Linked DNA regions of Homo sapiens: all the other regions are linked to region 3. A link is a contact called in ENCODE Hi-C or POLR2A ChIA-PET data. All regions are on one chromosome and are shown on one strand. Each heading gives the region's core, a stretch centred on a gene start or an enhancer-like site at or near the end of the contact. The rest is flanking DNA. Distances are from core to core; before and after follow the strand shown.

Region 1 (2,715 bases), core at 66-2,565, 1.1 Mb after region 3:
CAACTACCCTGTGAAGTGGGCACTATTATCTTTACTTAGCAGAAACTCAGACTTAGGGAGGTTAAGTGAAAAAGCATGCAAATGGTAGAGCCACAACTTAAGCCATAGTCTTTCAATTAGGTAGAGTGCAGGCGGAAGCATGGACCAAATGGTTCAAGGAGGTAAAATGTGAAACGTGCGTTATCAGGGCCTAAGGAATATGCTAAGGGGCAAACTTTTCAGTGGAAAAAGTAATAGTATGTCTTATTATCATGATTTTTTTTATAATGAGTTTTAAAAAGCGAATTGGATTTCCCTGAGAGAGGGCTGCTAGATTTAGCAAATTCAAAAATGCAGTGTGATGAAAATCTGGGACATACTTATACTAAAAAATTATTCACTGTTTATCTGAAATTCAAATTTAACTCAGTGTCTAGTATGTCATCTGTGAAAGCCTTTATAAAACAAACAAAAAAACACTAATACATTCAAGAGCTACAATTCCCACATCTGAAATCTGGACACTGTGGGCCACATGTCTTTGGGAGGCCAAGTAAAGGGAAGTGTAGTGAGGCCACAGCTGTTCTTGACGGGCTTTCTTTTTCCTAGTAGCAGACACAGCCCTTGACTCCAGGGACCTAGCTTTCACCATGTAGGCCACTTAAGATGTCACTGCCTCAAAACTCCAGACCTTCTCTATATGGATGCTATGAAGATTAAATATGACTGAGGTTTATACATCCTTAAAATATTTATTTATTGGGTGAGTACTTTATAAATATATTCTCAGAAACCTGGATCAGATAGACTCTTACCCTCCTAAGAAAGGTCTCAAAAATAAAAGTACTAATATATGGTGAGCCCAGTTGACAGTAATCTCTAAAAATAAGGAAAAGTAAAAAACTAGAAGTATGTTCAAAACCTGAAGTGAACTATGGAACATGTAATGAGATGCCAAAACGGTCCCTAGTAGAAAAAGTGGACAATCACGATGAATTGTACAGTTTTCAAATGGCTATGTATGGGTAGATTTTAAAATATCATCATCATGACTCATAGATCCTACCTGACCACAAATACACAGAGATAACATAACATAAAAATGGGCCAATACCTTACTTATACATACCAATTTACCTTTCTGCTACTCTCCACTAAACCTCCAATCTCTGTAGCTTGAAGACGTTTACTTTCTTTAAAACAACAACAAATTGGGACTGTTTCAGGCAGTGTTCATTTAAATATCTTCTATGCACAAGTTTAATCTTCAAACTTTAACAAAACCCAATCTACTAAACACAAATTGCTGTGAACAGAAACTGCCTGAAGAGGATTAATCAACAGCTTTGTATGTCATCCTCTAAACAAGGCCAAACACTGAATCACTGTTGAATTCCTCACGTGCAGCTACACCCAGTTAATCTTGAAGAAGGCAGTAAACTATGTAAATCTACTTAAACTGGGAAGATAAGTACTTCCCTCATCAAAAGTTAGCAACATTTAACAAGTACAACTATTGGAGGGCAAGACCATTAAACACACACAGATATAAACACACACATACACACATGCAGAAAAATTTTGCATTCACTCCCCTACCTCCAAAACCCTACTGGAAACCACTAGGACAACATACTGCTTAGCAAAAAAGGCCTTCCTACATGCCACGATGTGCAGAAACCAAAGTATGGTTGGTTTGTAACTTAGCTACCTCAAGAAAGCAGTTCCAAAATGGAAGGAAACAGGAAGAGGAGTAGCTAATAAAAGAATTCAAGAAACAACACAAAGGAAAAATGAAAATACCAATTTTCTATATCTAAAAGCCTTTGAGTATAAATCACTTTTTTTGTTTCAAAACACACTAAAATATTTTCATAGCTACAAAAGTCCTGATAAATGGTTTCATTTTGGTTTTTGGGGTGCTCTTTTCATACGATCAGATTGGATTTGCTTAATGAACACCATATACTTCAAAGTCACAGTCAACAGTAATAGAACGTACACATTTGTCCACTGAGACTTGAACCAATCATCTTTATTTAGATACTGCCTACTCGGTTATCACTCCATTCAAAAGCTTCTCACTTTGACTTGAGCTGAGCAGGTGTATTTCTAATGTGCTCACAGGCCTGTGAGGCAGGAAAATCCTGTTGATCCCAGATGATGCCAGAGATCAGTACTCCCTGATGCCCTAGCTACACTACGTGGGGGCAGGTGAGAGATGAGTACCAACCACCGCTGCTTTAACTGAAACTAGCTCACTCCTACACAGTCGACCCTCCGTATAAAGAGGTTCTGCATCCGCCTACTGTGGATTAAAAATATTTCAGGGAAAAGCAATAAAAATAGCAATAAAACAATTTGAAAATAATACAGTATAACAATTATTTACATAGCATCTACATAGTATCAGGTATTATAAGTAATCTAGAGATTAAAGAATACGAGAAGATGTACATAGGTTATATACAAATACTACGCAATTTTATATCAGGACCTTGAGCCATCCTGGAACCAATCTTCCTCGGATGCTGAGAGATGACTGTATATGTAAAATGTAGAAAGCTTTAAGAGTTGTACAATCATTCAGTACAGCCACATTTTTATATCAATGCTGCTTCCAAACATCACAAACTTACCATCTGTATCATCCATTTGCTTCATCATTCACCTCCTAGCTCACAAGTTCTCCCTCCCCAAAAAGGTGGGAGGAATCCCTAAACTGGACTTCTGAGA
Region 2 (2,700 bases), core at 35-2,534, 1.8 Mb after region 3:
GAGCTGGGAAGCAGTGGAGCTGGTAGGACAGAAATTAGTCAATGATTCTTTTATTCCGTGACTTCTTCCTTCTTCAGGTCTTACTTTTGATTTGCTTTTTGATTAAAGATTTTCTCAAAACAGTGCTAACACATTTAACAATGTGTTAAAACTGCTTGGGTTCTAATCCTGACTCTACCACTTGCCAACTGGGTATCCTTAGAAGTCACACTCTGTAAAGCAGAAACGGTCATAGTACCAATCTCATAGTGTTAATGTGAGAAATAAATCATGTAATAATGTACAGCATTTTTAATATTAGGTGCCATGTAAATGTTTGCTTTTGTTATTGTTCTGTTATTATGTATGGTTTATTTTCTAAGCTGCCCAATATGGAAAAAATCGTGACTTTCTTAGAGCTCTGTTGTGTGGTAGTTGAGTTAAAATATGAAAGACACTTAAAACAATGCCAGGCCAGGCGTGGTCGTTCCTGCCTGTAATCCCAGCACTTTAGGAGGCTGAGGCGATCACCTGAAGTCAGGAGTTTGAGTCCAGCCTGGGCAACATGGCAAAATCCCATCTCTACTAAAAATACAAAAATTAGCTGGGCATGGTGGCAGCCGTCTGTAATCCCAGGTACTCGGGAGGCTGAGGCAGGAGAGTCGCTTTAACTCGGGAGGCAGAGGTTGCAGTGAGCCAAGATCGCGCCACTACACTCCAGCCTGGGTGACAGAGCTCCATCTCAAAACAAACAAACAAACTTTGTATGTCCGTGTGTCAGTGGGGCTCATTCCAACATTTTGCCCCAGCACACTGAGGCGTGAGGCACGCTTCCAGAAGTAGCAGGGGCTACTGGGATATTTTGAGAGTATTTAAATAGTGAGCAGAAGGAACAGATAAGGGGAGAAAGTAGAGAATTAAACATGAGAGAGAACAAAAGAACAATGAAAAGTGTGAGGCCTTGGAAGAACTGTGAGAAATGGAATTCAAAGGGTTATTAAGGAATTAACCTCAGGAAGGAAAAGGAGCACATATTCGTGTGTAATACAGGGTAACAAAGAATGACTAGTGAGAATGAAGATGTTTACAGATTAGTTGGCAGAACTGGGGGAAATTTCTCTCTGGTGACCTCAATTTTCCCTATAAAATAGGAAGTGAAGTCATCTGTTGGACATAGTGAGAGCCAAATTTTGAAGAGAGAATAGAGGAAGTTTGAAATAGTAGCTGCAGAGAAGGGAAGAGATAATGGGACAGGCTTGAAGACCTAAATGACTTTACAATGGTTCAGAACACATGATGTGGCTGTGCGGTTTCCTTTAACACTGCTCAGAAATACTGTATGAGTTCAGGGAAAACAGCTGGGTTGGGGTTTTGCGAGGCTGTCACTATGGAAGGAAATACAGGTTTAAAGATACTGACAAAACAAAGGATGAAGTGATAAACCACAATGTCTAGATTCAGTTGACAAGGAAGATGACGGGGGAGTTGGGAGCAAGAAGTGGGGTTTATTTGGGGACACAGGTGACATTGAAGGATTGGGTGGCAGTAGCCAAATGTGAAGGTCACAAGGCAGTATAACTATGGTCAGAGATTTCCCAACAGTACAGATTTGAATGTAATATTTCAGAAGGTTCTGGATCATGACAGCATCAGGGTGCTGCCCTGGGAGGAGGGGCTGAAGAGAAACACAGTAAAAGTCCCTAGAGATGAGAAAATAAAGAAACTGAGAGGCCAAGCAATTGGATGGTATATTAGTTTGCTAGGGCTTCCCAAGTGCCACAGACTGGGTGGCTTAAACCACAGAAATTCATTTCCTCACAGTTGTGGAGGCTGGCACTCTGAGATCAAGGCGTGAGCAAGGTCTTTCTTCAGAGGCTTGTCTTGGCTTGTCGGTAGCCGTATTCTCCCTGTGCCTTTAAGTGTTCTTTCTTCTCTGTCTGTGAACTAATCTTCCCTTACAAGGACATGGGTCATATTGGATTGAGACCAATCTCCAAAGACTTCATTTAACCTTCATTAACTCTTTAAAGACCCCATTTCCAAATATAGTCATATCCTGGGGCAATAGAACTTAGGACTTCAACATATGAATGGGGATGGAGCTGAAAACACAATTTAGCCCACAACAGAATGGTCATTCAGGAAGAGACAGAGGGCACCCAGAATGGTGGTAAAATGGGTAGAGATGATGAGGGGAAATGAGGTACCCAACTCTTCAGTGTTTAAGGTGGCTAATTAGCTTGTTGCTGTTTCATAGAGTTTGTGTATTCCTCCATATTATTTAGGATTCCAAGCCATTTTTTTGTGCAGTATTTTTTTCATAGACCCATAACCCATGTCAGTTTTTTTGTTGTAGTGTCAATTTTTGTCTTTTACCAAAGACAGGGATTGTGGCTTGTACAACCCTATCCATTCAGCTAAGTGTGAGCCCCTCATTGACTGTGTAGCTGGAAATCTGGCTAAAATGACAAGTACCTGGACAAACATTCGTCATATATGACAGCATAAGACTAACAGAGAATCCACTCTCACTCCACCCCACTCTCACTCCATGGCTAGATTCTCTGACACACTGAACATAGAGCATAAAACAAAGCCTCAACCTACAATGCACACACATACTCCTAGAACTCTTAGAACTTTCCCATTTTCTACCCTTGTCATAATAAAAATGCCTACCATTTATTGAACAAAGCATTGTACAAGGTACTATGCTTTGTG
Region 3 (2,765 bases), core at 232-2,731:
TAATCCATATGTAATATGAAATTAGAAAATCTACCAAGACTAAATATATATACACACACAGAAACATAACTGACGGTGGAAAACTGGTGTCAAGTGAGGCAGAATCAGCTCTGAAAGGGGCAGGTATAACCTTGACTTGTAAAATTGATAATCCTTTGTCCTAGTCTTATTTACGGAAACACCTCTACCAAAGAAAAAAAAAGTCTGGGCGCGATGGTGCACACCTGTAGTCCCAGCATTTTGGGAGGCCGAGATGGGTGGAACACTTGAGCCCAAGAGTTTAAGACCAGTCTGGGCAACAAGGCAAGACCCCATCTCTCTAAAAATAAAAATAATTAGCTGGGTGTGGTGGCGAGCACCTGTAGTCCCAGCTACTCGAGAAGCTGAGGCGGGAGCATCACTTGAGCCCCGGAGGTGACGCCGGCGGTGAGCTGTGATTGCACCACTGCACTCTAGCCTGGGCAACAGAGCAGGACCCCATCAATCAATCAAACAAATATTAAGGCATAAGGAGCATGCCTTTCCCTATCTTCATCTTATCCTTTTAGGATAAGTTCAGCTTCTTTTCTTCGAACATAAACTCCAATAAAGCCTAAAAACCAAACACGAAAATTTCTGGTAGACTATCCCTGTACTGCTGTCTTGAAAACAATCAAGACCAGGTGGTGCTTTCTGGAGAGCTCGCAAATCCCAGCTGTGCAAGTGCGCACAGGTGATTTTCCAAACAAACTCCGGCTCCCAGCCCTCTGCCGCACTCAGCTCCCTTTGCAAGTTCCAGGGCATTCAGTGGGAAGTACCGAGGCCACCGTCAGCTGAACAGTTTGTTTTGAAAAAGCTCTCAGGCCTACCCAGGACCTGCCTTGGGGTAGGGGGGGCGGTGTGGGCGTTCCCTCGGGCCTCGGCTGTCACGCGAACAGTAAATTCCCGGGCACACCAGGTCAGTTGGCCAGCGTAAACACATGAATCCCATCTCATTCAAAGCAAACCCGAAAGGTGTCCAGCGCTCCCAAAATAAAGTCCGCCACTTACACCCCCCATGCACGAAAGACCAGGAATGTGCCCCCCTCTATGAGCGGCCGGGCCTCTGTGGACTGAGCGACCCCAGGCAAGAGGGAGGCCTGGGAGGCAGGGAGCTCACCCGCAAGGGGCTTCCTTCCACCCGACGCCGACACGCCCGCCCTAGCCCCGGGCCAAGGGTGCACGAACCACGCCTCGCCGCACTCAAGGTCCCGGTTGGGCCCTGCTGCGCGGTTAGAACCGGGAAATGGAGGGCTCAGACGCCCCGCGCGAGCAGGCCCAGCCGCGCTTCCCCACCTGCCGCCACCGCCGCTGAGCCGGCCCGTGGGCGCGGCCGCTCTCACCTGCAGGAGCGGGGGCGCGCGGGATCCGCCTTCAAGGTGCCCACGGGCGGTGCGGGTCACGTGCCGCGCAGGTGAGGCTGGCGGGGCGGGCGCCGGCGGAGACCCAGAGCAGAGGGAACAGGCCCCGCCCCCGAACGCCCGCGGGGACCCAGAGCGGAGGGAACAGGCCCCGCCCCCCGAACGCCCGCTGTGACCCAGAGCGGAGGGAGTAGGCCCCGCCCCGCGAAAGCCTGTGGAGACCCAGGGCGGAGGGAACAGGCCCCGCCCCCGGGACCGGCCCCTGAGGCGGCGCATGCGCGCTCTTCCGCCCGGACTGCGAGTTCCTCCCCAGCTTCTGGCTCCTAGGGTCAAGGCGATTTCAGGCTTGGAAAGGGACTTCCGTCGCAAATCTTTCTGTTTTTGCTAAAGCTGCGGTCGCAAGGCCTAGTGATCGCCTGAAACGTCGTTTTAAAGGGGCGTTGCATGGAATGTTCGGCCATCCCTGCTGAAAGTTTTTACCTCTTTCTCCAGTTCTCCACCCTGCACTGTGTACTCCGAGGCCGGTCTCCCAGATTGGCCTTCTCTATTTCGGCCACCCTGGGCGGTCCGTGACTTGGCGTCTTCTGCCCTCGCCTCCTCATTCGGGTTCCCCTAGGGGTCTCTCCCGGGCAGGCTGCCTGCCCCGGGCCCCAGCCCTGCCGTTGGGTGGGTATCCTGAGCTCACTGGAACCCCGGGCGCCTTTTCTTCAGCCTTTCCCAGTGCGTCCCACTGGCTCACGGTAGACTGGTTTCCACGTGTCATTGACTACAAAGTGGCCCTGCCAGTGCTTTTTGAGATAAAAATTATCCAGAAAAAAAAAAGTTCCTGAGCAAATTACCACTTGTTAACTAAATGCACAACATAGTGTGGGACTATGTTCAGATGAAAATCAAAGATACAGAGAGCTTTTATTTTTAATCCATGAGGAAACATTAAAAATATATCAGCCTGTGGAGACCGAAGTTACATTTGAAGAGTAATGACCTAAAATGCTCACATTTAAAGATGAAATTGAGACCGTGGGAAACTATTTGCAATGAAAAAGATTAAGGGGAAAGGGAAGATTAAAAATTAGGATTTTGTGAAGTTCTTGTTAATTTTTTAAAATTAGCGGAGTGCATCATGATTGAGACTTTGAACACCAAATTCCATTCCAAAGTATTGCCAAAACAGTATTTTTCTAAAAACAAGTTTTTGATTGTATAAATAATAGAGCTCTCTGTAGGAAACACAGAATATATAACAGGAAAATAAATAGTCAATAATTACACCCCTCAGAGATCACCCACTCAGAGATAACATTTTCTCTCAGTCTTTCAGAAAAACTAATTTTACAAAAAGTCCTGGAAACTGCCTTTTTAAACAAACTTGTGTCATGAGCTGTT
Region 4 (2,847 bases), core at 154-2,653, 1.8 Mb after region 3:
AAGAAGTAAACTCTCATGATGAGAATTTACAGCATTCCAGAAAAAAAAAAAAAAAGCAGTGAAGCCAGATGTCAAAATATGTATTTAGTGACTCATAAAATTTCATTGCCCCAGAGTGAAAAAAAGAAATATCACAGTTAGGCAACATTTTCAGCAGATGCCCCTAAAATACTTCTAACTTTAAAATAGTTCTTCAAATCTTCTTGAAGTGCTTCCTATTCATTTATAGTTCTCTTATTTTATTGATGTCTTTCTTACCACTGTCCTACAGGATTAGGAGTGAATCCAGGAGCAGAAGAAATTGAGAAAAACTGAATGTCAGGTTCACTATGCCCTGCTTAGCCTCATCCAACTCAAACTTGCTATCCATGTAGTCAGATGGGGTAAGCTGGGGGATAAAATGAGAAATAGAAATGGATCCATTTTAATCATATTCCTCTCCTCTACCTTTGTGAAAAGCAGTCTACAAGATACCCCTCTTACATTTAATGTTTTAACATTATTTTTAAAATCTCAAAAGGAAAATAACACTGAGTATTTCACACAGGAGAAACTGAAGAAAACTCCAGGCATGAAGACTTTATACTCAAGTAAAAGAGGAGAACAAAGGCCAAATCTGTCCACAGTGACATTTTGTTAGCTGGCGTGCCTTTCAACAGAGTTTCATTCTCCAGTTTGCCACAATCCCCATCACTACTTATATTGTATAAGCCGCTTCACACTTCACATTCACCTTACCTATTAGTTCCTGTATGCATTGCAGACTTTGACCCCTGCAAGTGAAGATTTATCTTCATCTACTTTTACACACTCAGCTTTGGCAGAGGTCTTTAAAGTCCATCTTCTAGAACAACCGTCCATTTGATAATTAGATTCTCTAATACATTTCTGGCTAGCTTTTTGCACGTCAGAAACACCAGAAGAACTAAAAATAATAATAAAATAAAAAAATAAAAAAAAATGCCTGAGCCCCATCCCTGACCTACTGAATTAAAATATTGAAGGATGCAGGGGGAGGGGGTTGGGGAGAGTTCTAAGTATCTATGCAGGTGAATCTGATGAGCAGCTAGGGGTTACAAACTATTTATTATATCTAATCATGAAGAACTCACAGTTTTTAGATAACAATGTAAGAAAGTTCTTTCCTCAGGCAAGTCTTAGTGCTCAGACTAGAGATAGAGAAGAGTTACCTGCCTCTCAGCCCTGGGGTGGTTTGACAGTATATCAGAGAGCCTTGTCAAAACTCAGAGGGGTTTGTTATAGAAACGAGCCTTCACTTCTTTCACTGCCTGCCATATGTTTCATTCCCTGCTGGCTCGATTCTGAGAACATTTTCCATATCTATGTCCATGTGAAAGCTAAAGCTACCTATTCGGGTGTTGCAGCTGTCACCAACAATATCCTGGTGATGGGATGAAATAGATTTTGCTTCAGAAACTATGAAAAGAAAGTCGGTGTGCAGAAATGACACATTATGAAACGATGAAGTATAACATCTGGCTCAGAAGTGAGTCAGACAGGTGCCATTAATGAGACAAACAGGAAGCTTCTTTATTAAAAGCAAAGTTAAATTTTGAGGCTATTTTGGACTCTCTCTATATACAGGTCTATTAACCAATTCAGTTGAAATAGCTTTACAGTGGATTTGACCAGATGTTTGGCTGCATTAGCTGAAATCACTGGTTATTATAATATAGCAAAGATTCATCCCACATAATTGCCCACAGGAATTTAATAGCCATAGGTTAAAAAATACATCATTATCGGGCCGGGCGCAGTGGCTCATGCCTGTAATCCCAGCACTTTGGGAGGCCGAGACGGGTGGATCATGAGGTCAGGAGTTCAAGACCAGCCTGGCCAAGATGCTGAAACCCCATCTCTACTAAAAATACAAAAATTAGCTGGTCATGGTGGCACACACCTGTAATCCCAGCTACTCGGGAGGCTGAGGCAGAAGAATCACTTGCACCCGGGAGGCAGAGGTTGAAGTGAGTCAAGATCATGCCACTGCACTCCAGCCTGGGCGACAGAGCAAGACTCTGTCTCAAAAAAAAATCATTATTATACCAGGTCAAAATTGTACAACAGTTTACACCTTTCAAAGCACTCGCTCACAAATAATCTCATGGAAACTTTAAAGAAACCCTTTTGTCAGGTGATAATAAACCCATATAACAAATGAAGAAACAGAGACTCCTGTCCCATGACTTGCCCAAACTTATTCAAGTAGGATCACAGCTGCACAGACCCCACATTCTCCAAACCTAAGGTCAAGGCTCAAGCTCTGAGGATCTTCAGGATTTTAAACTACAAGAGGAAGCTTTAAGAAACAAACAAACAGAAACCTTAACCAATATAAACCTAACCACGATTCTGGAAAACCAGGGGCTGAACAGGAAGAAATGTAGGAAAGAAAAATGTGAGAAACATCTAGCCCTGGATGCCAAGGCTGCAGACTTGCTAGTTTTCAGACTGAATCCTAACATACTGCTGGTACATACACATCTGCAAGCTATTCCCAGGCCCATCAACAGCTCCCTATCAAAGTCACAGGTGTAGGGTAGAAAACAGCAGAATGAAACCACCTTATGGTTGTGCAGCACTTTAATCATCTACACAAAAGAGATAAGACACATTTCCCTGCCACATAAATATTGGCTAAGGAACACTGAGGCACAGGAATATTTTGAGAAGGAACATATGAAATGTAGCTGAAAGGGCTTTCTGAACATCAGCCCCCACGGTGCTTCCTGACAGTCAATCATGATAGGGGATGGAACCGAGAGGTTCAAAATAGGTATTCTACTCAGTAAAATAATAATAATAATAATAATAACTTTGAAAACA
Region 5 (2,700 bases), core at 162-2,661, 1.4 Mb before region 3:
CTTCTGTTACTAAGTGGAACGTTTTCTTCTCTAAGTAGCTTTTCTCCCATGCAAGCAGCGTTCAAATCTCCAGGGGAAAGGAGGGGTGGGGAGGGGGTGGGAGACTATCTGGCACAAACTGGACAGAGCCGAGCCAGTCTAGAACCCGACGGAAGTTACTGAATCCAGCGGCCCCAGAGGCCCACATCTCTTCTTAGTGCGCCCGAGGTTCTAGCCTCACTGTTTTGGTTACAGTGTTGAAGGAAGGGTTTTAAACTTGGCAAAGTACCGTGCAACATCTGTAACCACATTTGCCTTCTGGGGATCGGAAGATGAATCCCACATTCCTGGCTTTGAAGCTTTTTGAAACTGCAGCTAGGAAGAACCGAGGGAGGGAGGGAGTTGAGCAGAGTTTATTGGCTGTCTCTCCAGCAGAAAATTCCTCTTGGAAGAGATGGATATTTTGAGGGTGGGGGAAATTCGCCTATCTATCTCCTTACTCTCTACAAGCTCAGCTAGGAAGGTAAGCCCCGTGGCCCCGCGGCCAGATCGATTTACAAGTCAGAGTCGCACACCCTGAAGGAGTTCACAACACACACACACACACACACGCACTCACACACACCCCAATACAAACCTGAGACCCCCGCTCCACGCCTCTGCCCCCCCACCCCCCATATCCCACCAGCAGTTCAGGCCCAAAGCAAGACAGTTTTGTTCCGCGGCTGCTTCCCCCACGGAGAGGGGATCAAGCTTGGGGGAGAAAGGAATGAAAGCGAGGGGGAGGCACCGCAGACGCCCACCCTGCCACCCCCGATCCCTGCCTCTTCTCCCGCTAGGCTACCTCCTCCCTCAGTCCTCCCGGCTCCAGCAGGCGCGGCCGGCGACCTGCGCTCACCTCGGGTCCCGCCGCGGCCGGGGGCTGAGCCGGGGGAGGCGGAGTGCGAGGCAGCCGGGCGCTGCAGGTCGGCGCGGCGCGGGGCGGCGCGGGGCGGGGCGGGGCGGTGCAGCCGGCGAGGGAGCCCGGAACTCTGCGGGGCCGGGAGCCGGGGGCCGAGGGCCGGCCCAGAGCGGCGGCGGCTGCGGTGGCTGCAGCGGAGCGGTGCGTGGGGCCGGGAGCTTCCCGGCCCTGGGGCCGGCGCGGCTGGCCGAGGAGCAGGCTGGCAGCGGCAGCGGCGGCAGCGGCAGCCACCCGGGGGAAAGAGCCGGGGGAGGGCGGGGAGGCGGGGTGAAGAGGAGGAGGAAGGGGAGGAGGGCGGGCAGAATAAACTTCCCGAGGCGCAGAGGCTCGGGCTGGGAGCACGACCGCGGGCGGGGCGGGCGGACCAGCTGGGCTTGCCCCCGGGGGCGGCGGGGGAGACCGTCACAGAGAGTAGAAAAGTTCCCCCTGCGCCGAGGGGGAGGCTGCGGCGGCGGCGGCGGCTGCAAAGAGCAGGAGCCGGAGCGGGAGGAGCGGGAGGAGGAGGAGGAGGAAGTGGCTGCGGAGCGCTCGGCCAATGAGTGTCTGGAGCTGTGATTAACCAGGCAGCAACACATCATTTCCTCCCGGCGCGGATCCAGGGAGCCGGGAGGGGAGAGAGGAGGCGGCGGGGCGGGGCCGTCCCCGCGCCCCCTGCAGGCGCCCGGCCGAGGGCGAGCCCGCCGAGCCCCGCCGAGCCTGACCGCGCCGCCCCCGGCGCGCCTGGCGCTGTCTGGCCGGTCGCTTGGCCCGGGTGGAAGCTATGAGCGCGCCGCCAGCGGGGCTCCTCGGAGGCGGCGGGGCAGGCCCGAGCTGGGCTCCTGTGGCCGGGGTGGGAGGAGAAGAGGCCGCGCGGCACGGGTGAGTGCCCAGGTAGGCGCGGGCGGGGCCGTCTGGACAGCTCCCGAGGGCGCGCGGGGCAGGCGGGCGGACGGGCGGGCATCCCGGGCCCGGCGACTGCGGGCGGCCACCTACTCGAGCCCTGCATGTCAGACTTGGGCTGGATTCTCAGAGAGAAGCCTTAGCATTCTCATCCAGGCCATCTCTGACCTGCCTTCAGATCCCCTTCCACTTTGCTCATTTCCTTGCAAGGTCTAGGGTTATGACAGAGCTTGCCATGTTCGCCTTTGGCTTCCTTAGTAACAGAAATAAGCATGGAGGGGCTTCTGCAGTGATCTAGCCCTGTCCTAGGCGCCATGGGAGCTTACAGTGGAAATGCAGGAACATTCTCCGCTGCAGAGAGTCTGATAACCTCGGTCCTTAGATACACAAAAACACCCCAGTGTGCTAATATTACCCAGAGCATCAAAAAGGCATGCAAGGATCAAATTTTGCATGGTTCCTGCTGAGTGTAAAGGAAAGCACTAAGCCATTTTCTCTGCCCTCTAGAAGCTTATAATGTACAGTCCTATCACAAAGCAGAATAAAAACATGAAACCTATAAATGGGAATGCCATAAAGTATTTTTATCTCTACAGGTTCATTCATGCAGAGGGCATTTATTGGGTGACTGCAGTACTGCAAAAGGTTGCAAAGGAAATGGAAGATCTGGTCCCTGCAGGTTGGGAGTTTACAATCTAATTAGAAATACAAGGCATATATACGTGAAAAAACTAGAATCCCCAGCTGTAAGCAAAAGGATGGAGTAGGTGGGAGCATTTTTTTCATAAAGAGAGCTTTGTACCTGTATGATTGGTGAGGAGCAGGAGAGGCAAGTTCAGTACCAATCAAGGCAAGAGCACCTATATGTATCCCTGCTCTAT

Evidence for each region. A loop is a pair of places that touch in the nucleus more often than their neighbours do. ChIA-PET counts read pairs that join two places held with the same protein, here RNA polymerase II (POLR2A). Pooled maps may share reads with other maps.
Region 1: a loop to region 3 is called in a map of B cell, with 7 times the contacts of the local background. The contact joins the enhancer-like site here to the promoter of WDSUB1 in region 3. A Hi-C loop is called at or near these places in 1 of 168 maps with a recorded cell type or tissue (B cell) and 6 of 50 pooled maps. POLR2A ChIA-PET finds 5 or more read pairs at or near these places in 1 of 52 experiments (OCI-LY7).
Region 2: a map of naive thymus-derived CD4-positive, alpha-beta T cell shows a loop between it and region 3 (8-fold over the local background). The contact joins the enhancer-like site here to the promoter of WDSUB1 in region 3. A Hi-C loop is called at or near these places in 1 of 168 maps with a recorded cell type or tissue (naive thymus-derived CD4-positive, alpha-beta T cell), 1 of 37 single-sample maps with no recorded cell type and 6 of 50 pooled maps.
Region 4: a pooled map shows a loop between it and region 3 (4-fold over the local background). The contact joins the enhancer-like site here to the promoter of WDSUB1 in region 3. A Hi-C loop is called at or near these places in 2 of 37 single-sample maps with no recorded cell type and 2 of 50 pooled maps.
Region 5: a map of CD8-positive, alpha-beta T cell shows a loop between it and region 3 (10-fold over the local background). The contact joins the promoter of ACVR1 here to the promoter of WDSUB1 in region 3. A Hi-C loop is called at or near these places in 5 of 168 maps with a recorded cell type or tissue (B cell, CD8-positive, alpha-beta T cell, OCI-LY7 and 2 more) and 9 of 50 pooled maps.

What each region holds. Positions count from the first base shown.
Region 1 is chr2:160,402,141-160,404,855 of GRCh38, forward strand. The region is part of intron 1 of RBMS1 (RNA binding motif single stranded interacting protein 1); the gene reads right to left. Among named protein-coding and RNA genes, the nearest start is that of MIR4785, 4.4 kb to the right of the region's middle. Within about 2 kb of position 1,316, at least 8 of the 41 ENCODE cell types and tissues checked have a DNase peak (open chromatin) inside an H3K27ac peak, as active enhancers do.
Region 2 is chr2:161,076,372-161,079,071 of GRCh38, forward strand. No RefSeq gene overlaps it. Among named protein-coding and RNA genes, the nearest start is that of TANK-AS1, 83 kb to the right of the region's middle. Within about 2 kb of position 1,285, at least 11 of the 41 ENCODE cell types and tissues checked have a DNase peak (open chromatin) inside an H3K27ac peak, as active enhancers do.
Region 3 is chr2:159,285,222-159,287,986 of GRCh38, forward strand. It overlaps WDSUB1 (WD repeat, sterile alpha motif and U-box domain containing 1), which reads right to left and starts at 1,482. Exons shown (of 11, transcript NM_001128212.3): 1 at 1,362-1,482. RefSeq lists silencers at 1,316-1,755, 1,442-1,611.
Region 4 is chr2:161,102,913-161,105,759 of GRCh38, forward strand. All of the region lies in intron 2 of TANK-AS1 (TANK antisense RNA 1), which reads right to left. Among named protein-coding and RNA genes, the nearest start is that of TANK-AS1, 56 kb to the right of the region's middle. RefSeq lists a silencer at 1,553-1,622. Within about 2 kb of position 1,404, at least 2 of the 41 ENCODE cell types and tissues checked have a DNase peak (open chromatin) inside an H3K27ac peak, as active enhancers do.
Region 5 is chr2:157,874,919-157,877,618 of GRCh38, forward strand. ACVR1 (activin A receptor type 1) reads right to left here and starts at 1,412. Exons shown (of 11, transcript NM_001111067.4): 1 at 878-1,412. It overlaps LOC105373714 (a long non-coding RNA gene), which reads left to right and starts at 1,666. Exons shown (of 2, transcript XR_923518.3): 1 at 1,666-1,798. RefSeq lists silencers at 884-1,093, 1,184-1,233, 1,244-1,463, 1,524-1,763, 1,784-1,973 and an enhancer at 1,359-1,653.